2 separate regions of the Homo sapiens genome follow, and region 2 is linked to region 1. A link is a loop called in an ENCODE intact Hi-C map of the cell type or tissue named here. Cell type or tissue: PC-3. All regions are shown on one strand.

Evidence for each region. A loop is a pair of places that touch in the nucleus more often than their neighbours do. Peaks named below come from ENCODE experiments on the same cell type or tissue, not always from the same donor. Only the 100,000 strongest peaks of a DNase experiment are listed, where the experiment ranks them.
Region 2: it touches region 1 in a loop (6-fold over the local background); 44 of 110 quality-filtered maps call a loop at or near these places.

The regions. Positions count from the first base shown.
Region 1 is chr18:12,540,483-12,548,482 of GRCh38, reverse strand. SPIRE1 (spire type actin nucleation factor 1) reads left to right here. Exons shown (of 17, transcript NM_001128626.2): 3 at 1,579-1,809. Among named protein-coding and RNA genes, the nearest start is that of SPIRE1, 110 kb to the left of the region's middle. In PC-3, no CTCF peak of the experiment used is centred here; a DNase peak (open chromatin) is centred at 4,562; H3K4me3 peaks cover 644 bases; H3K27ac peaks cover 2,086 bases.
Region 2 is chr18:12,636,166-12,644,165 of GRCh38, reverse strand. All of the region lies in intron 1 of SPIRE1 (spire type actin nucleation factor 1), which reads left to right. Among named protein-coding and RNA genes, the nearest start is that of SPIRE1, 18 kb to the left of the region's middle. In PC-3, CTCF peaks have their summits at 3,092 and 3,341; DNase peaks (open chromatin) are centred at 3,385, 3,685 and 6,085; H3K4me3 peaks cover 1,934 bases; H3K27ac peaks cover 6,161 bases.

The sequences.
Region 1 (8,000 bases):
GCATGATATTCATTTTGAATGCTAGTGTTGAGAAAATATTATTTCATTGGTAAAGTAGATTTCAGATTTTGTAGAGAATTTTTGAATTTTTGTAGAGAATTTTGAGTGAGGCTTTTAAGAGCTAGTCAATGACTCTCTTGTATTTAACTCATGTTAGAAACTTCTGACTTTCTTTTTTATTTGTGATGCACTTTTTTAAAAATGCGGTATTACCAGCTATAAATGAAATACTGAAAATGAAAGATTTTATTTATTTTGGGAGTAACTGATAAACATTGGAAAAGAATGGGCTAAAGGAAGGAGAGAGCAGTGAGATCATTATTGAGTCCCTGTAATAAGTCAGATATTGTACCAGGTACTTCCATGCATAGTGAATGCATAGTCTCAACAGAATCTTATTAAATGGAGGTATCATTGACATCCCCATTTAACGGATGAGAAAAGTCATCACTAAAATGATTTGTCCTGAGGCAGCTGGCTAGTGGTAAAAGTCAGGATTTAATTTTAATTCTTTGGCTTCATTGCCTGTTTGTTGTTGTTGTTGTTGTTTGTTTGTTTGTTTTTATGAGATAGAGTTTTGCTGAAGTGCAGTGGCGCAATGTCAGCTCCGCTTCCCCAGTTCAAGCGATTCTCCTGCCTCAGCCTTCCAAGAAACTGGGATTACCGGCACACGCCACCACGCCCAGCTCATTTTTGTAATTTTAGTAGAGACAGGGTTTCGCCATGTTGGCCAGGCTGATCTCGAACTCCTGACCTCAAGTGATCTGCTCGCCTCAGCCTCCCAAAGTGCTGGGATTACAGGCATGAGCCACCACGCTGGCTGCCAGTGTTCTTTAGAGAGAGAGAGAGAGACACAGAGAGAGAGAGAACAATAAAATTAAAAGGTTTTATATGTGCTTTTTTAAATATATAGCAGAAAGGCACTATTGAGAAATAAAGTGGGATTTCCTGTATTGGCCAAAGTCTGGAGCAGTTGTCGAGGTGGTATGCAACAGTGGTGTATCTACTGTTCATAAATGAGGTTCATTTGCCCGGCAGTAATATTGATGGAGGTGTGTGGTAGGGAGGGTTATCTGTGAGCTGCCTTGAAAATTCAGGGTTTGCAAAAGGTCTCTCATTTGTTTGCATCGTCTGAGAGAGATGTGTTTTCAGTGATTGAATGGAACTAGAGAAGTGTGTATACATGGATATGAATAGATTTTTGTTGTTGTTTAGGCTTGAGTTAATTGCTACCCGTAAGTGAGTTTTCAGTCTTTCAGATACTTGGGATGTCTGTGCATCTCTAATTAGATAAACATTGGCATAAGAGTTCTGAGAGGATATATTCTTTGATAACTATATCTGTTCTCAGAAATACCTTTGGGAAATGTGGAAAATCAACTCGGTTAATATTTTATATATGAATGGCAAATACAAATTTTAACACAAAGTATAAATCTAAGAGAATATAAAAAGGGTTTGTGTATGTGTTGTATGTTGGTTTGAGGGAAAAAATCATACTAAACATCTTATGCCTCACAATTAGTCCTAGAAAGCTCTTCATTCATCTCCATTAACCACTTTTTTAAATGTTCCTAGGTCATTGAATCTTTGGGAATTATTATTTATAAAGCACTGGACTATGGTTTGAAGGAGAATGAAGAAAGGGAATTAAGCCCTCCCCTAGAGCAGCTTATCGATCACATGGCCAACACGGTGGAAGCTGACGGTAGCAATGATGAGGGCTATGAGGCTGCAGAAGAAGGCCTGGGAGATGAAGATGAAAAGAGAAAAATCTCAGCTATTCGGTCATATAGAGATGTCATGAAGGTAAGGCAGCGTTTTATGCAGTACTTGTTTTTTTCAAGAGTTGTTATTTCTTCTTCTTTTTTTTCCCCCCCTGGAGAGATGGTCTCACTCTGTCGCCCAGGCTAGAGTGCAGTGGTGTGATCATGGCTCACTGTAGCCTCTGCCTCATGAGTAGCTGGGACTACAGGTGTATGCCACCACACCTGGCTAATTTTTAAATTTTTTGCAGAGATGAGGTCTTGCTATGTTGCTCAGGCTGGTTTTGAACCCCTGGGCTCAAGTGATTCTCCTGCCTTGGCCTCCCAGAGTGCTGGGATTACAGAAATGAGCCACTGTGTCCAAGCTGTTATTTTTTAAAAAATTGAATGGTTGACACATATCTACATTTATTTAAAAATAATAACGAGGCTGGGCGCGATGGCTCACGGCTGTAATCCCAGCACTTTGGGAGGCCGAGGCAGGCGGATCACGAGGTCAGGAGATCAAGAACGTCCTGGCTAACACGGTCAAACCCTGTCTCTACTAAAAATACAAAAAATTAGCTGGGCGTGGTGGCGGGCACCTGTAGTCCCAGCTACTTGGGAGGCTGAGGCAGGAGAATGGCGTGAACCTGGGAGGCAGAGCTTGCAGTGAGCTGAGATCACGCCACTGCACTTCAGCCTGGGTGACAGAGCGAGACTCCGTCTCAATAATAATAATAATAATAAAGAACGGTGATTCGGCATTTAATAATAGTTCCCAGATTTGTCAGCAGCCTGAACATGGACATTTATGATTGAATCATAACTCAAGAAACCGCTTTTAGATATTATATACCCCTTATCATTACATGTCATGTATCAGCTTGACTGGGCATTATATCTTCAGTTGACCTCTGTATTTCCTTTTTCTAGAGTAAAAAACAACTGTGATCCACTTACTTACATGAAGATTTTGCATCTCAAGTGTCACAGCTGATTGTTTTAGGTTTTCTTGACCTACTTAGTGGTATTTATATGTAATGAAGCAAGTTTGGTTGGTTATACTGAATTTTTCTCTTTTAAATTTTGCTATGTACTTGAAGGTCATAATTTCTACCATGCCAAATGTACAGAGATTAACATCAAACAGATCTGTCAAATTAGCCATAAAAGCATTCTGTTTTCAGTTATTTATATATGATATTTACTAGGTTTTATAAGCAGTGTCAATGGTGTATCTCTTATTTTCCAACTTTTCATAAAGGTGTTTCAGAGACAGGAATATAGAAGCACTGTGACAGTGGTAGTTTTCAGGTGTGCTGAGTGCCCCTGTTCCTTAGGCCTCCTTAGATGGTACAACTCTCAAGGACTCTGGAAAGAACTATACAAGTTATTATTCTTATGAAATTCAGATATATTCTTTAGTTCTTTTAAGATGTGTAGTGCTTCTCATTTTAAATCAGCAGGCTCTACACATAAAATACATATATATAAATACACAAACAAATAGAAATTTGATGTGTTTTATTTATGTTATGTTTTCTAGATGTTAAGGTTTATTTTTTAAAAACATGTAAACACACTTAAAGGCCAATTAAACTTTCTGCAGACCACAAATGACCAGCTTGTTCTGTGGAAGACCATTGATAAATAGTGATTGAAAAAATGAAGAGTAAAACATTTTACATTAAGTAGCAAAACCACTCATACATCTGAAAGTGAGCTAACAGTATTTTGGTGGTGTGTGTGTTGGGGGAAGTATACATAAGGAGTGGTGAAAGAGGAAAGGAACACCCACCTAACCAACTAGATCCATAAAATCAACCCTGGCACCAGTAATGTAACATGTCATAGCCAGATTGCTGTCTTAAACTACAGGTTTGGAAGATGAGATCCAGAGAGTAATTGGAATTTTAAAATTCTTATTCAATGACATTAAATATCTTAACTTATAAAAAAATTATTGGACATTTAGAAGTTTGAATGGATACCTTTTATTTTTTAATTTGAGCTACTGTGGTTCCCTAACTTATTGCTATCATTATATGAAAAATGAATAGTTAAAAGGGTGCTTACGAGGACAGGTTTTTGGCTGGGCATGGTGGCTCACACCTGTAATCCCACCACTTTGGGAGACCCAGGTGGGAGGATCACTTGAGCTCAGGAGTTTGAGACCAGCCTGGGCAACATAGTGAGACCTCGTCTCTATTTAAAAGGAAAAAAAAAAAAACGACTGGGCGCGATAGCTGATGCCTGTAATCCCAGCATTTTGGGAGGCCGAGGCAGGTGGATCACTTGAGGCCAAGAGTTCAAGACTAGCTGGCCAACATGGGGAAACCCTGTTTCTACTAAAAAAAAAAATACAAAATTAATCAGGTGTGGTGGCACATACCTGTAGTCCCAGCTAGTCAGGAGGCTGAGGCATGAGAATCTCTTGAACCTAGGAGGTGGAGGTTGCATTGAGCTGAGAGCACACCACTGCACTCCAGCCTGGGTGACAGAGTGAGACTCTGTCTCAAAAAAAGAAAAAAAAAAAGAAAGAAAGAAAAAAAATTTTTTTAAGGTTTTATAGATTGAAGGAAAACTGAAGACTACCAATTCTATTAGAAATTTTATTGGAGAATATCACAACCTCACCTGTTGTTTCTTGGTTTCCATGCTAATCAAAACTGACCCATAAAATTCTCCACATCTGTGACTGTTCTGAATGTTCCATGTAGCTGAATGAGAAGAAAAATAATTGCTGAAACATTTTACAAGTAAACGGAAATTTTAAAGTATTATAAAACCCATGATTCCTCATCGTGTAGTGCAGATATGAGTTTGTGGTTTGGTTAGCAGGTTAAAAACCTCAATTCATAAATTGACTCATTGTTTACTTTGTTGGAAGAGAAGACAAGAATTATCTGAAGAATTGTAACTGCTTTCTCCTTGTTTGAAGTAGAAATGTGAAACTAAGTTTAATTAATACAAATAATAGGATGTTTAAGAACTTGAAACAATTTGTTTTCAATTCTTAGCAAGCAAGACGCTCTTTAATGTGTAACTTTTGTCCCGGATAGTCTTTTATTTCAAGTAATCTAATAATTTGTTATGTTTTAATATGGTACATTGTAGTTGAAAAGTGCCTTTATATCCCCCTTCTATTACTGGAGCCTTAGGGTAACACTGTGAGGTAGATTGGGCAGGCATTCCAATACCCGTTTCACAAAGTAAGTCAGGGGGAGAGTAATGTTAGAAGACAGAGTGGAATGCTATCTTCAAAGTTCTAACATTAAATCTAGAATTATTTATCCAGTATAATGTCTCAACAATAAAGGTAAAATATCAGCTAGGCATGGTGGATCACTTGAGCCCAGGAGGTTGAGGCTGCAGTGGGCAGTAATGGTGCCGTTGCACTCAAGCCTGGGTGACACAGTGAGATCTTTTTTTGTTTTGTTTCTTTAAGAAAAGGTAAAATATCTTATCTGACAAACACAGAAAATTTGTCACCAGCAGACCTTGACTAAAGGCAATACCAAAGAGTATACATCAGGCAGAAGGCAGTCCATGTCTGGTAGAAACTAGGAGATGCAGAATATTTGAAGAGCAAAGAAAAATAAACATGGGCCAGACATGGTGGCTCACGCCTGTAATCCCAGCACTTTGGGAGGCCGAGACGGGCGGATCATTTGAGGTCAGGAGTTCACGACCAGCCTGGCCAACATAGTGAAACCCCATCTCTACTAAAAATACAAAAAATTAGCTGGGCATGGTGGTGCATGCCTGAAATCCCAGCTACTTGTGAGGCTAAGGCAGGAGAATGGCTTGAACCTGGGAGGCGGAGGTTGCAGTAAGCCAAGATTGTGCCCCTGCACTCCAGCCTGGGCGATGGAGCAAGACTCCACCTCAAAAAAAGAAAAATAAACATGAAAATAAATCTAAATGAATATTAACAGCAAAAAATAATAATGTCTTACATGATTTAGAATATATTTAGAATTAAAATGTATAACAGTAGCGTGGAGTTAGTGTTCTAAGACCTTGGCATTGGGAAGAGGTTAAAGCACTAATTTATTAGTGCTAACCTTTATTAGGAAAGCCACTAAAGCCTAACCTTTATTAGAAAAGCCACTAAAAATAAATAAAAGAATTTGTAAATATCAGGCCAATAGGGAAGGGGGCAGGTGGAGCTAAGAAAATTACTGGTAATCCAAAAGAAGAGATGGAAAGAATTGAAAAGGAATATAGAACAGATGGGAAAACAAATAGAAGATGGTAATTTGATACTGAAATATATTGGTAATTACATTAAATGTAAATGGTCTAAATTTATACTGCTCAATACAGTAGTTACTAGCCACATGTGACTATTAATCACTTGAAATGTGGTTAGTCTAAATTGACGTGGACTGAAAGTACAAAATCTATACTGGATTCCAAACACTTAGTACCAAAAAAAGAATGTAAAATGCCTTGTTGGCTGCGTGCGGTGGCTCATGCCTGTAATCCCAGCACTTTGGGAGGCTGAGGTGGGCAGATCATTTGAGGTCAGGAGTTCGAGACCTGACTACCATGGTGAAACCCCGTCTCTACTAAAAAGACAAAAAAGTTAGCCAGGCATGGTGCTGCATGCCTGTAATCCCAGCTACTCGGGAGGCTGGGGCAGGAGAATCACTTGAACCCGGGAAGCAGAGGTTGCAGTGAGCCGAGATCATGCCAGTGCACTCCAGCCTGGGCAGCAGAGCGAGACTCCATCTCAAAAGAAAAAAAAAAAGCCTCATTAATAATTTTTGTATTGGCTATAATTTGAAGTATTACAATAATATATATTATTGTATTGGGTTAACTAAAATATATTATCAAAGTTAATTTCACTTGTTTCTTTTTATTTTTTTTTGATGTGGCTACTAGAAAATTTAAAACTACATACATGGCTCACACTGTATTTCTGTGGATTGTACTAGCCTAAAATACTCTAATTTTTAAAAGACACAGATTTTTAGACTGCATTAAAAATACAAAATCCAATCATACATTGTTTACTGAGTAGACACTATAAATAGGACATAGAAAGCTTGAGTAAAAGAATGGAAAAATATAACATTCTAACCAAAAGAAAAGTATCACAGACATTATTTTAATATAAAATGGACCTAAAGGCAAAAAGCATTACTAGAGATAAAAAAGGATGCTTACTGATAAAAAGTTCAATTTACTAAGGAGAAATAGCATTCATAAATTTATGTGCACCTAGTAACATAGCCTGTAACAGTAGCATTGAACAACATTCAAACAAATACAACTAAAAGGGGAAGTAGACAAATGTACAACCATAGAGGGAGGTTTAAAATACCTCTCTTAGTATCAGTACAAATATAGAATATTTGGATAATGAGAATAACAAACCTGACTTAATAGGACATGCCACCCACCCACTGCAGAGTACACATTCTTTTCAGGTATACATGGAACAATTAAAAATTTCTCCGTATTCCAGGCCTTAAAGCAAGTCTTAACAAATTTCAAAGGGTTATAATTACATAGGAAATGTTCTGTTACCATGGTGGAATTAAGCCAGATATGAATAACAAAAAGATTTTATTATTTCCACATATACTTGGAAATTAAGAAACTACTTTTAAATGCCCCAAGAGTCAAAGAAGAAATCACAGTGGAAATAAACTGAATAATAACAAATGCGTGACCTATCAAAGTTTGTGGTATGCAGACCAGGCTTGGTGGCTCACACCTATAATCCCAGCACTTTGGGAGGCCAAGGCAGGTAGATCGCTTGAGGCTGAGAGCAAATATGCTGCACAAAGGGGTGATTCACACCCCAGGCAGGACAGTGCAGGATGGTGTGAGATTTCACCATGCAACTCAGCACAGCATATAATTTAAAGCTTAGGATTTATTTATTTCTGGAATTTTCCATTTAATATCTTTGGATGCAGTTGACCATAGATAACTGAAGCCATGGAAAGTGAAACTGTGGATAAGGAGGAACTACTGTAATTTAAATCCTAACAATTGCTAAGAAGAAAATGCAGAATGCAGTGATTAAAAAGTAACAGAGAGGCCAGGTGCAGTGGCTCACGCCTGTAATCCCAGCATTTTGAGAGGCCGAGGTGGACAGATCACCTGAGATCAGGAGTTTGAGACCAGCCTGGTCAACATGGTGAAACTCCGTCTCTACTAAAAATACAAAAAATAGCCGGGCATAGTGGTGCAAGCCTGTAATCCCAGCTACTTGGGAGGCTGAGGCAGGAG
Region 2 (8,000 bases), 96 kb before region 1:
GTGCAGTGGCTCGATCTCAACTCACTGCAACCTCCGCCTCCTGTGTTCAAGCGATTCTCCCTCCTCAGCCTCCCAAGTAGCTGAGACTACAGGCATGTGCCATCATGCCCAGCTAATTTTTTTTTTTTTTTTTTGGTTGAGACAGGGTTTCACCATGTTGGCCAGGCTGGTCTCAAACTCCTGACCTCAAATGATTCGCGCCCCCACCCCCAGCCTTCCAAAGTGCTGGGATTATAGATGTGAGTCACAGTGCTCAGCTTGACTTTCTTCTTTAATTAATGATCTTTTCATTATATTTATATTTAAAGAATAGTACTGTATTCATAAGTATAATAAAAATGTGTAACTTACAAAACTCATTACAAAAATATTTCTTGACTATATATAGTATATGTAGTAAAGGTTAAATAGCTAAAAATGTTTATAGTAAAGGTTAAATAGCTAAAAATGGCAAAGTGTAGTCTATGTCAAGCCTATGTTGTTTTTATAGTTTTTAAATCAGATCTCCCAAATCTTGACAGAGGGAAAGTAACACATTTGGGTAAGTGGATATGGCTGGTAGAGTTGTGATATAACTAAAGGGAATTAGGGCTTGGAAGATAGAAGTTCCTGGGATGCTTCTCTGCAGGGCTCTTGTTGGCTAGGTTGTCTCATACTCAGATGCCACAGAGGGGCAGGAGATTCTAAAGAGAATGGACACAGATGTGTGTATGAAATGCATGAAAACCAGAACTCTTCAATTGATAGGGAATAGTAGAACATTTGGGATTGTCACCTGCTAGAACTCTGTTTATGATTTGGCTTGGGGAGGTTCCCCTCCAAGTTCTCATTCCTAAAATCTAGTGATATGTCTATGTATTTTTGAGCTTGTGAAGTTTAAGCAATGTTTGAATTGCTGTTACTAGGGAAAAGTTTAATCCAAATCAACCCAGTTTACAAAGAGTACTTTGACTTTCATTGTCCTTGTCTTCTAACACAGGAGTGTCAGAAATGTGGCTCCAGGCTATAAACATTTTTAGCTATTTATGTATAAACATTTAAAAATGTTTATACTATAAACATTTTTAGCTATTTATCCTTTACTACATATACTATACATAGTCAAGAAATATCTTTTTGTAATGAGTTTTGTAAGTTACACATTTTTATTATACTTATGAATACAGTACTATTCTTTAAATACAAATATTATGTCTTCTATTCCTATGGCAGCATTTCTTCTTCTTTTTTAAAATTTTACTTTAAGTTCCAGGATACATGTGCAGAATGTGCAGGTTTGTTACATAGGTATACATGTGCCATGCTGGTTTGCTGCACCTGTCAACCCGTGATCTAGGTTTTAAGCCCCACAGGCATTACATATTTGTCCTAATGCTCTTCCTCCCCTTTCCCCTGCCATCCCTGACAGGCCCTGGTGTGTGTTGTTTCCCTCCCTGTGTCCATGTGTTCTCATTGTTCAACTCCCACTTATGAGTGAGACCATTTCTAAATAGTCCTGGGCACCTCCTATCCTGTACTTGCCATCAGAATACTTCTGAAGATGACATTCTAGACAGCCACTGTTACTCAGAATTGGCACTAGAGATGAAACTTATTTGCTCTGCAAGCTTCCAGTGTTGCCAGATTACATAAAATAGATAAAAGATAATATCCAAATTTTGTGGCGGGTTTTAATCACTGATACTAGGTCCAAGGGGAGACTCTAGTCCCTGGGAAGGTGACTGGTAATAACAATCCAAGGCTGTCATTTTTTTTGAAAGGTAAGGGATTTAGTTACAAATCTAGGAAGCAAAGTGTAGTCTATGTCAAAAATAAAGTGGGAGCTTCCATTTCTGAATTAGGATAGAAGTCACATTTATGGCAAAGGTGATTGAAGGCTGAAAGTCCTAGAGCCTGGCTTGGGGCAGAGTCTGTGGGTGGGGGTCAGATAATCTCAAGGAAGAAGATGCAAGTTCTGGAGAGTGCCTGTCACACAAACGTATTGTTGGTGAATGAACAGATGAATGCTTTTTCCATGAGAGATATTTAAAATTAGAGGTCATGTCCCTGACTGTTTTTTGTATCAAATCCATAACATTCACGCTGAGGCGGGCGGATCACAAGGTCAGGAGATTGAGACCATCCTGGCTAACATGGTGAAATCCCATTTCTACTGAAAATACAAAAATTAGCTGGGCGTGGTGGTGCGTGCCTGTAGTCCCAGCTACTCAGGAGGCTGAGGCAGGAGAATTGCTTGAACCTGGGAGGCGGAGGCTGTAGTGAGCCAAGATCATGCACTGCACTCCAGCCTGGGCGACAGAGCAAGACTCCATCTCAAAAAAAAAAAAAAAAAAGCATAACATTCTTTTTTCCCTTAAAATGCAACTTGGCAAAGATGATTTTGTTGGGGGAAATTGGTTTAAGCTAATAAATACGTAGTTTCACTGTCCTAACTTTTGAAGTTCTGTTCATTGATTCCAAGTCCTCAGTGGCCACTGCACTTTAGAAATTCATGTATGAGGCTGGGTGTGGTGGCTCACGCCTGTAATCCCAGCACTTTGGGAGGCTGAGGTGGGCGGATCATGAGGTCAAGAGATCAAGACCATCCTGGCCAACATGGTGAAACCCCGTCTCTACTAAAAATACAAACATTAGCTGGGCATGGTAGTGTGTGCCTGTAGTCCCAGCTACTTGGGAGGCTGAGGCAGGAGAATCGCTTGAACCCTGGAGACGGAGGTTGTAGTAAGCCAAGATCGTGCCACTGCACTCTAGACTGGCGACAGAGCGAGACTCCATCTCAAAAAAAAAAAAAGAAAAAAAGAAATTCGGGTATGATTAGGCTGTAGAAATTTTTTTATTGCTAAATTTCAGCCTGTTAACTACAAAACTATGGGTTTTTTTTCCTAGTAATAATACAAAAATTGTCCCAGAAGCATATTTAATAAACTCCTTTCTTATAAAAGTATTATAGTTCTTAAACTAATGGTTGTTGTTGATCAGTTTTGGTCAAATGTTTGAGAATATTATTCTTGAAAACATGGAGCATGTTCAGGATGTTGTTTGTCAATCCATTAACAAATCCTGTTCTACTTCCAAATTATTTCATGAACCCTCTCCTTTTCACCCTCATTACTGCCATCTCCCTGCCTGGCCGCCCGCGTGTAGTGCTGCAGTACAATGATAGTAGCCTCCTCGCTGGCCTTGAGCTTTCCATCTGGCTGTCTCCACTACGTTCTTCACATTATAGCAAGACTGACCTGGAAACTACCTGGACGCAGCTGACCCTCTTGCCTGGTATCCTTCAATAGCTTCCCATTTTCCTTAAAGTCAAATCTGAACTCATCATACTATCCTTACAAGCCTGTGTGATCTGCCCCCTGCCTGTCTAAACACAGTTTATGTTACTCATCCACCAAACACTTCCCAGGCCTGTCACACGCCACCTCCTGCTTCCGGAACAGATTCTTCTTCCCGCCCTGCAGTTGGTTCTACCCAGCTTCAAGGTCTCTGTTTAAATATCATCTTTTGGAGGAATCTTACCTGACCACCCCAGATGGGGTCATTTCTGTTACTTTCTCTCCCTTTTGGATCCATTTATCACGAGTTCTGTTTTGTTTGATTACTTTTTTGGGGCTGTGTTCAATAAAATGTAAGCCTTATGAGGCAAGAACTGTGTCTAGCTTGTTTACTACGACAGTGTGTCATCAGTGCTTATGAGTAGTACTTAGTAGGTGGTGAATAAATATTTACTGAACAAATGAAGGTGGCAGAGGTATGCTGGCAGGAGAGCAGGGTGTATTCATTGGTATCTCAGTTTTAGCATGAAAAAGAACATAATTTCACATGGTTAGAGGGACTGAAACATTGTCTAGAATTTGGTCACATAGTAAAAAGCTGGAGAATAATTCTGAGAACCATTTATCTTAAAAGTTCCAGAAATTCTGTTTTTTTGGTAGGTATAGTTTGCCTTTTGCTTATTCAGCTAGTTTGAATCATATTGATAATGTGACTGCATGATAAGTCAGCCATATGCTGAGGTTTCTACTTTAAAGATAAGTAGCTACCTTAATTTGAAAGTATTATTTGCATTCTCTGAGCAGACCCATGGTGAAATGATCTGATTATCAATATTTAAGATTTATAATGTCTGCTGAAGATGACAGTGTTGCCTTAGTTATGAATTCTTTATGACAGACATTTTATATCAGGACTAGTTTGTTTCGTAAAGCCATTCTGTGTCAGTTTATAGGAAGGCATAGGCTTTTCTGTTTCCTGGGACATAAGGGGACTCGTCTAATAAATTTTTTTTTTTTTTTTAAAGACAATGTCTGGCTCTGTTGCCCAGGCTGGAGTGCAGTGGTACCATCTCAGCTCATTGCCTGCCTCCTGGGCTTAAGCCATTCTCCCACCTCAGCCTTTCTTTTTTTTATTTTTATTTATTTATTTATTTATTTTGAGATGGAGTCTCATTCTTGCGCCCAGGCTGGAAGTGCAGTGGCGTGATCTCTGCTCACTGCAACCTCCGCCTCCTGGGTTCAAGCAATTCTCTGCCTCAGTCTCCCGTGTAGCTGGGATTATAGGCATCTGCCACCATGCACAGCTAATTTTTGTATTTTTAGTAGAGATGGGGTTACACCATCTTGGCTAGGCTGGCCTTGAACTCCTGACCTCGTGATCCACCTGCCTTGGCCTCCCAAAGTGCTCGGATGGCAGGTATGAGCCACTGCGCCTGGCCGCATTCCTCAATTCAACAACAGCTTCTTCAATTGGAAACTACCAGTATAGCATCAAGGGATTTACACTTGACAAGTTCTGAGTCTTTCTTCAAAGGTTGGCCACTTCTGTTTTACTGCACCAGACCTAAGGAATGAATCCCTCTAAAACTTACAAATCCTGTGACTTCACCCAGAATTTTTTTTTTTGAGATGGAGTGGCGCTGTCTCGCCCAGGGTGGAGTGCAATGCCTGAACCCAGGAGGCAGAACTTGCAGTGAGCCAAGATCATGCCACTGCACTCCAGCCTGGGCGACAGAGCGAGACTCCGTCTCAAAAAAAAAATTTTTTTTGAGGAATGCATTTCCCCATTCCTCAGAAACAGTAGAAATGGTAGTTAGCCTGGACAGTACCCCTGCAGTTCCCCTCAATCCCAACAGCCACTGAAAGTGGGAATGGAGATATATTAGTCCATTCTTGCATTGCTATAAAGAACTACCTGAGACTGGGTAATTTATAAAGAAAAGAGGTTTAATTGGATCACTGTTCTGCAGGCTGTACAGGAAGCATGGCTGGGGAGGCCTCAGAAAACTTACAGTCATCGCAAAAGGTGAAGGGGAAGCCAGCACGTCCTGGATGGCTGGAGCAGGAGGAAGAAAGAGGGAAGGAGGAGGTGCTACAGACTGAAACAACCAGATCTCATGATAACTCGCTATCACAGGACAGCACTAGGGGGATGGATGGTGCTACACCATTAGAAACCATCCTCATGATCTAATCACTTCCCACCAGGCCCCACCTCTAACATTGAGAATTATAATTGAACAGGAGATTTGGGTGGGGGCATAGAACCAAACCATATCAAGAGGATTAGAATAAGAAAACCACACCAACATACATGAGGAGGAATCAGGAGCCTTAGAGTGTGCTCTTCACTCTGTCACCAACTCTGTGTCATTATGTGCAACTCATTTGACTCCTTGAGCTCTCAGATTACTCATCTGTTTTTAATTAATTAATTAATGGTTTCTGAGGCAAGGCCTTGTTCTGTCACCTGTTCTGGAGTGCTGTGGCACTATCACAGCTCACTGCAGACTGGACCTCCTGGGCTCAAGTGATCCTCCTTCCTCAGCTTCCTGAGTAGCTGGGACTACAGGCTTGTGCCAACATGCGTGGCTAATTTTTTATTTTTGATAGAAACTGGGTCTCGCTATGTTACCTAGGCTGGTTTCAAACTCCTGAGCTCAAACAATCCTCCCACCTCAGCCTCCCAAAGTGCTGGGATTACAGGCGCAAGACACCACACCCAGCCAAATTACTCATGTATAAAATGAATGGATTGAGCAAGATCATTTCCAAGATCCCTTTAAGCTCTGATGTCATGTGATTGGGATTTTTGGATTCCTAGATTAGCTTTTGAGCAGGAATTTGGATGGCAGACCTGTGTAGTTGGTCAAATACTTTGTACTTACAGCCTTTTCATATTACCGTGAGTTACTCACCAATTCAAATTGAATGACCAAGAGCTGTTGAATTCTCACAAAAATTTTTAGTACTTTTACAGCATTTTCAGTTTTATAATGCAGGTCATTGAAAAAAATCTTATTTTATAGACTCTTATGCCCTTTTGGCACTCCTCTATCATTGTTTTTAAGCACTTCATTGTTTTCTGGTACAAAAAGATGTTCCTGACTTACCTTGTAATTTCCCTGTCCCAGCCCTGAAATCAGCCAATTTCCCAAGGAATCCTGATTCTGTTGAAGGGGAATGGGCTTGGCGTGCCCCATGGGCTTCTCCCACTTTTGATGAGCAGAGCTAGGAAATGTTTTGAAGTTGTGTAATATCTCTAGTTACAGTTTGCCACCACAGGGCTCCTTTTCTTCTCACGTTAGGTTTGTGTATTCCTTCTCCCATAGTGTAAGTCATGACTCCCAGCAATATCAGTGTATTTACTCATGTGCTCATTGCTGCAATACATTAAAATAGTTTCAGAATTTTATACTACCAACAAGAAACGTACTACAAAAACTTATAGATTTCTTTGTAATTCTCTTTATCTTCAGAATATATCCTACTGAAGATGTAAACTCACATACTCTTTTTTTTTTTTTTTTTTGAGACAGAGTCTCACTCTGTCACCCAGGCTGGAGTGCACCGGCGCAATCTCGGCTCACTGCAAGCTCTGCCTCCCGGGTTCACGCCATTCTCCTGCCTCAGCCTCCCGAGTAGCTGGGACTACAGGCACTTGCCACCACACCCGGCTAATGTTTTGTATTTTTAATAGAGATGAGGTTTCACCATGTTAGCCAGGATAGTCTCAATCTCCTGACCTCATGATCTGTCTGCCTCGGTCTCCCAAAGTGCTGGGATTACAGGCGTGAGCCACTGCACTTGGCCAACTCATATACTCTTAAAGAGGCTACTCTCTGTTACAGTTTGCCTGAGTGCTCCTCTCTTCCTCCCTCTCTCTCTTCCCCCCATGCAGAGTAGGCTCTCAGTAACTGTTTGCCGAAAGGCAGTCTGTACCCTTCCTTGAGCTGTTTCTGTCCAGTAGTACTTTGCCGAGTAAAATTAATTACCAATTTTATGGGAGTTAAGTATTCTTAACTACCAAAAGCATTAATGGTCTGAACAAACAATCATATGTATAAATAAATAAAATGTATGTTATAAATCACTGTTGAATGTAGAGTTTTATGTAACAATAAATAAATATATAAGTAAAATAACAGTCTTATACTTATCAAACCCTATTATATAAACCCTTAGCTAGTAAGCTCATTTTATATATATGTTCATGTAGTCTTTATTGCTCATATATAATTTTTAATTTAATTCATAGAACCTAAGGCCCCTTATTTTCTGGTCTCAGTTTCAGCCAGTGTTTCTCATTAGGATCATTAAGAGATGAGGAGTTGTGGTTGTCTTCTTTTATTTTTTCATTTTTGTTTTTTTTTCAACCAACTCATTTCAAATAAGAAATTGTGGTTTCAATTTTATTTTTTATTTTAAGAATTGGGAGCATACAAAAGCTATTATTTGTGATTTTTCTTTTGTGATGTCATAATACAGTCTGAGGCATAGAAATTCTAGTTAAGTACTAAAAAAATAACAAGGCTGTTAGAATAACCACTGTGGGCTAGGTGTGAGGGTAAATCCTGGGGAGAGGAAGAAGTGGGAGGATAGTATTGGGTGAAGGGAAAGGTATAGAGCTAAATGCATATTTGAATTTAGGTCAGTGAAATCTAAGTGTAGTCTGGGGAAATTAAATTTTCTAGTACTGACTGGGCATGGTGGCTCACGCCTGTA